Regions from separate parts of the Homo sapiens genome. Here region 1 is linked to region 2. A link is a contact called in ENCODE Hi-C or POLR2A ChIA-PET data. All regions are on one chromosome and are shown on one strand. The core of a region is the stretch at or near the end of the contact, and the rest is flanking DNA. Distances in the headings are between cores, read along the strand shown. Region 1 has its middle 47 kb from the start of LINC01429. Region 2 holds the start of ATP9A (ATPase phospholipid transporting 9A (putative)).

The links. A loop is a pair of places that touch in the nucleus more often than their neighbours do. ChIA-PET counts read pairs that join two places held with the same protein, here RNA polymerase II (POLR2A). Pooled maps may share reads with other maps.
Region 1: a loop to region 2 is called in a pooled map, with 2.3 times the contacts of the local background. The contact joins the enhancer-like site here to the promoter of ATP9A in region 2. A Hi-C loop is called at or near these places in 1 of 50 pooled maps. POLR2A ChIA-PET finds 5 or more read pairs at or near these places in 4 of 52 experiments (Caco-2, H1, OCI-LY7 and 1 more).

Annotation. Positions count from the first base shown.
Region 1 is chr20:51,908,976-51,911,675 of GRCh38, reverse strand. No RefSeq gene overlaps it. Among named protein-coding and RNA genes, the nearest start is that of LINC01429, 47 kb to the right of the region's middle. Within about 2 kb of position 1,280, at least 5 of the 41 ENCODE cell types and tissues checked have a DNase peak (open chromatin) inside an H3K27ac peak, as active enhancers do; they include PC-9, where a contact is called at or near this core.
Region 2 is chr20:51,767,016-51,769,715 of GRCh38, reverse strand. It overlaps ATP9A (ATPase phospholipid transporting 9A (putative)), which reads left to right and starts at 1,326. Exons shown (of 28, transcript NM_006045.3): 1 at 1,326-1,414. The coding sequence starts at 1,347.

The sequences.
Region 1 (2,700 bases), core at 31-2,530, 140 kb before region 2:
AAGCTAAAACAACCACAGCTCCCATTTATTGAGAATTCTCCTGGAAGTACAATATACACACACCCACACATCTATATATAAATACACACACACACATATCTATATATAAACACACACACACAATTACATGTGCAATATATACATATGCAACATGTGTACACGCGTATGTATACACACATGTATACCCTTAAAACAACCCTATGAGGTGGGGACTATTATTAGCCCCATTTTAGAAATGAGGACATCAGGTACAGAAATGTTAAGGAACTTGCCCAAGGCCAAGGTGGAGGAGGCCTGGGTTTAGACCCAGACAATCATATTCTAGATTCTACCTGCTTAACCATGATGCGATATGTTGGAAGGGTTTTAGATGGGTGAGGAACATCCTTAGAAAGCATTCTAAACAAGTGCCCATTTGATTTAGGGTATTTATGCATCTGGGACTATCTCAAGCCATAAGTTCTTCTGATTTCATAGTTTTTCAAATACCAAAAAACACTGTACCAACAAAAATGTTGGTATTGTAGTTTTCAAAGAATAGTGCCTTATTAAAAGGGATATTAAAATCTCAAAAAGTAGCTTTGCAGTGAGTAATGGCTAATGACAAATAAATTTTAAAAGGAAATGAGGGTGGCTGTTTGAGTAAATACAGTCCTAGACAAGGGGTGTGTCGAGAGCAGGATTGGAATTCCACAGAAGTCTTTTCAGCGTGGCTGTACAAGAAAAGGAGTCCTTAGCCTGCTATTTTATGTTTGATCATGTCCTCTTGTTAATAAACTTGCTGTGCTCCTATTTGGCAAGCTCCTGGCTATGCTGTAAAAAGGCATTGTCCCCAGAACGTATTTAAATTTCAAATGCATGCCCAATAAAACCGAGCCCAGCGCTGGTTAAATTCTCTGCATAACTCAAGGGGTTATTTCATTTCACTCCTGCTCTTAGGAGTTCTGCAATTGGGTTTTGTCCACCAGCCCCTGCCCCCAAGCCTGTCTTTCTTTCTCTCTGCAATCTGCTAGCGGCAATTAGCCTCAAAGATATACCTTTGTGCTCTGGTTTGGTTTAAAAAGGCATTAATCTTGGTTATAGGGAGAACACTCTATGCTAATGTGTGTTTTATTTTCAGCAAGTCTTATTGATCTGCACTTTCAATTCTTCCTTATTAATGTCCAGCAGCCCAACTTTTAAAGGGTCAAATTTCAAAGAGACTACATCCTCTCCTTGGGAAGTACTCCCCCCTCATATTTCTGGAAATGCAAGTAGAGTATCTGGCCCCTAATCTATATGCATGGATTGAGTCATAGAAGGCTAGAGGGTGCTGGTTCCGGCCCTGGAAGCTAAGGATATCCAAAGGAGAATTTCTAAAAGTCGTCACTGAACTTTTATAGAACGCTAAGAAAAAAAAGAAAACAGAAAATCACCTCTGAATTTGCAAATCTCTCTCTTTTGTTTTGGGACTATCTAAATGTAACTTTTCAATAGTTGCCTACCCCAAATGGTTTTCTCCTGCTATTTGTGGAAATTCCAAAGTTAGCCATTAGTCATTGGTGGCTATTGTTAATGACAGTAATATAAACTGAAGAGGAAAAAGATGATTCCAACCTCTAAACTTAAATTTTTAAAATACATTTCTTGTTTTGGAGTAATTTTAATTTCACCAAAAAGTTACAAAGACATTGTATTAAGAGTTCACACATACTCTCTACTCAATTTCCCCAGATTTTGACATCTTACATACCACGGTAACTGAGAAATGAACATTAGTAAAATACCGTTAACTGACCTCTAGACTTTATTTGGATTTTACTGATTTTTCCACTAATGTCTTGTTCCTGTTCTAGGATCTAAGATGCCACATTGCATTTTTAGTGGTTTCCTTTTTTCAAATCTTATTTTGGTTTTATTTCCGTTGACCTCCCCAGGATACCCCTCCCTCCTTCCCTCCTTTTTTTGGCCATTCAATAAAAAATCACAGAAACGTCGGCCGGGCACAGTGGCTCATGCCTGTAATCCCAGCACTTTGGGAAGCCAAGGCAGGTGGATTGCTTGAGGCCAGGAGTTCGAGACAAGCCTGGCCAACATGGCAAAACCCCGTCTCTACTAAAAATACAAAAATTAACTGGGTGTGGTGGTGCATGCCTGTAATCCCAGCTACTCGGGAGGTTGAGGCACAAGAATCACTTGAACCTGGGAGGCAGAGGTTGCAGTGAGCCGAGAATTGCACTACTGCACTCCAACCTGGGCAACAGAGTGAAACTCTGTCTCCAAAAAAAAAAAAAAGTCTCTTAAATAAAACCTTATTGTAAATTAATACGTATGTATTCTATAAGATGTTGGACAAGGTAAGTAAACAATAAAAATCACTCAATGATGGCTCACGCCTGTAATCCCAGCACTTTGGGATGCTGAGTCGGGTGGATGGCCCGAGGTCAGGAGTTCGAGACCAGCCTGGCCAACATAGTGAAACCCCATGACTACTAAAAATACAAAAAATTAGCTGGGCATGGTGGCACATTCCTGTAATCCCAGCTACTTGGGAGGCTGAGGCAGGAGAATCACTTGAACCCGGGAGGCAGAGATTGTAGTGAGCCCAGACTGCGCCATTGCACTGGAGCCTGGGCAACAAGAACAAAATTCTGTCTCAAAAAAAAAAAAAAAAAAAAAATCAGTCAGAATCTTATCCAAAAATGACAAGTATTATCTTTC
Region 2 (2,700 bases), core at 77-2,576:
CAGAGATTGCAGTGAGCTGAGATTTTGCCACTGCACTCCAGCCTGGGCGACAGAGGGAGATTCTGTTTCAAAAAGAAAAAAAAGAAACGGCGTCCAACATGATCAGTCATTAGATGTAACTATGTAAAAGTCAGCTTTAGATTAGTTTATATGGTATTATTACAATTTCAGGCTCTTTAGTTACATATTGATTTTTAAACTCCCTCACTTTGTTCCTTCCCTCTGTTTTTTTTTTCCTGCTCTCATAACTTTATCAGGCCTTTGAAAAGTTCATGGGTCCCAGACACTGTGTGGGAGGGTGTGGAAGTGAGTGTGGATGTGGGCTGCGGTGGAGATAGGTGTGTGTGTGAGACCGTGAATCACAGTGACAGGTAATGCAGGGTGACTGTCTGAGGCCTGAGAGTGGGGCCCATGTGCAAGCCCAAGAAAGTGGCTGGTGTGAGAATGAGGGTGTTCAGACTATTGAAGGGTGTTTGGATGAAAGAGGCAGGTGCGTGTGTGTCATGGTGAGTTCCCAGAATCCAGATAGAGAATGAGGGTGAGGATGGTGAAGGTCAGAGGGTGAAGGAGTCTGATAAGCTGAGGGTCCCTGTGTGACTGTGATTTCTGCAGGCACATGGGTGTGAGGCTTGAGAAACTGGGTGCATGGATGATGGTGACCAACAGGAGGGTGAGAGTGTTATGTGTGTGTGCAGGACTCACATGTGATTGTGAATGTTAGATGTTGCAGGCAGTGAGCAGTGGCAGGTGTGTGTGTAGGGCCTGGGCGTGAATATGCACGTTGGTGCAAGAGTGAGTGAGAATGACTGACTGATGGGGTGAGCGTGGCCGGGTGCCCGTGTGATTGTGCATGTCAGATATTGGTGGGGATGAGTGTCACAGCGCGCGTGTATAGGGCTGGGATGTGATTGTGAATGTGGGATTTTGCGGGGGGTGCGGTGGCAGGGTGCGCGCACGGCGGGCGTGGGCGGGGGGCGCGTGGCCGGGTGGGCGCGCGTGGGGGGCGCGGGCGCGGGCCGGGGGCGGGGACACTGCAGCGGTCGCGGCGGCGCGGACACGGCCCGGCCGCCCCCCGTGGCAGGCGCGGCGCGGCGCGGAGCGAGCGGGCGCAGCGCGGAGCTCGGGCCCATGGTGCGCCCGTGTCCGTCGGTCGGGCCGCGCGGGCGCTCCGCGCGTGGCCCGGCGCTCGCGAGCTCGCCCCCTCGCTGCGGGCCCGGCCCGCCCGCTGCCGCCGCCTCCTCCCCCGGGGCGGCGCGGCGCCGGCGGGCGGCGGCGCGGAGGCCGGACCGGGCGGCGGCCCAGGCGGCGCGGGGGGCGCGGCGGCCAAGGCGGGCGGCGCCGCCGACATGACGGACAACATCCCGCTGCAGCCGGTGCGCCAGAAGAAGCGGATGGACAGCAGGCCCCGCGCCGGGTGAGTGGGCCTGGGCCCGTGTTTTCCTTTGTCCGCGCCTCCCGGAGCCCGGCGCTCGGGCCAGCCTGGCCGGGCCTGACAGGTTGGCCGCGCGCCGCGCCCGGCGCCATGAGCCTGGGGCAGGGCTGGGGAGGCGGGGAGGTGGGGAGGGGGTCCCTGCGCTTCAGCCCCGGGCGGCACCTAGCCTGATGCCGGCCCTTTGGGGTTCGAGCGCCCGGTTGCCTGGGCCTCCTTGCCCACCTTCCTTTAGAAACCCCGAGAAGCCGGGCCCGCCCCAGTGCTGTTTACACACTCGCGGAATTCGGATCAGCCGTGCTTTCTCACCGTTTTATTGTTCCGTAATTAATATCTGTCCGTAATTAATATCTGAGGTAACAATTTGGTCAGTGTCACACCGAGCTCTGCGCTTGGAGCATTACTCGGGAGCCCAGATATGCTCAGCTTTTAGGGGGGCGCGGCCTACGCCTCGGGGTACCCCATCAGCGCCCCTGGGTCCCAGCCCCAGGAGGCTGCGCCGAGACCACCTGCGCTCCGGTGGCCCCTTCCCCCTCCGCCCGGGGTGGACCCGAACCAGCAGTCGCAGGAGGGTGGGAGGGTCTCCTACTGGCCGCTTGGTGACACTACCCCTTGTGTTCTCCCCCCACAATTTCGGGGAAGGAATCCCACGGCTGGGACAGGGGCTGCCACCTGCTGTGCCCTTCCCGCAGTAGGAGACCCCGAGGGCAGCTTAGGCGCGGAACAGGCAAGGGTTTTTCTGCATTTGGGAAGAGGGGACGGGTTGGTATTTTGCGCCTCGCCGTCTTCCTGTTCGGAGGATGGCAGCGTGACGCGTTGAGGTTTGCGGGGCTCTCGTATCGCCTGCCATAGACTTACCTGGGCGTGAGGGGCGGGGGTGGGAAGGACGGGGGTGGGCGCTGGTGCAAATGCAGATTTCCCGGCCCCCGCCTAGACCCGCCAATCAGAGTTCTGGGGGGCGGGGCCTGGAGATGTGCAGCTCCACAGGCCGCGCAGGTGAGGCTGGAGCCCGCGGGAGGCTGAGCGCGGTGTTGGGCGGGGCCTGCGGCCGCTCTGCTCCGCCCTTCCTCGGGCGTCTGGTCCTCTCTGGGCATTTCCCGGTGGCGGCCGCTTATTGCAGCGTCAGTTGCTCGGAACAGGAGACGCGGCGGGTGGAGTGAACCATAAGGGTGGCTTCACCAGGTGTCAGTGGAATTAAAAAAAAAAAAAAAAAGAATGGTGCTGGCGGCCATTTTGTGGGGTCTTTGTCCCTGGCTTCCTGAATCCTCCGA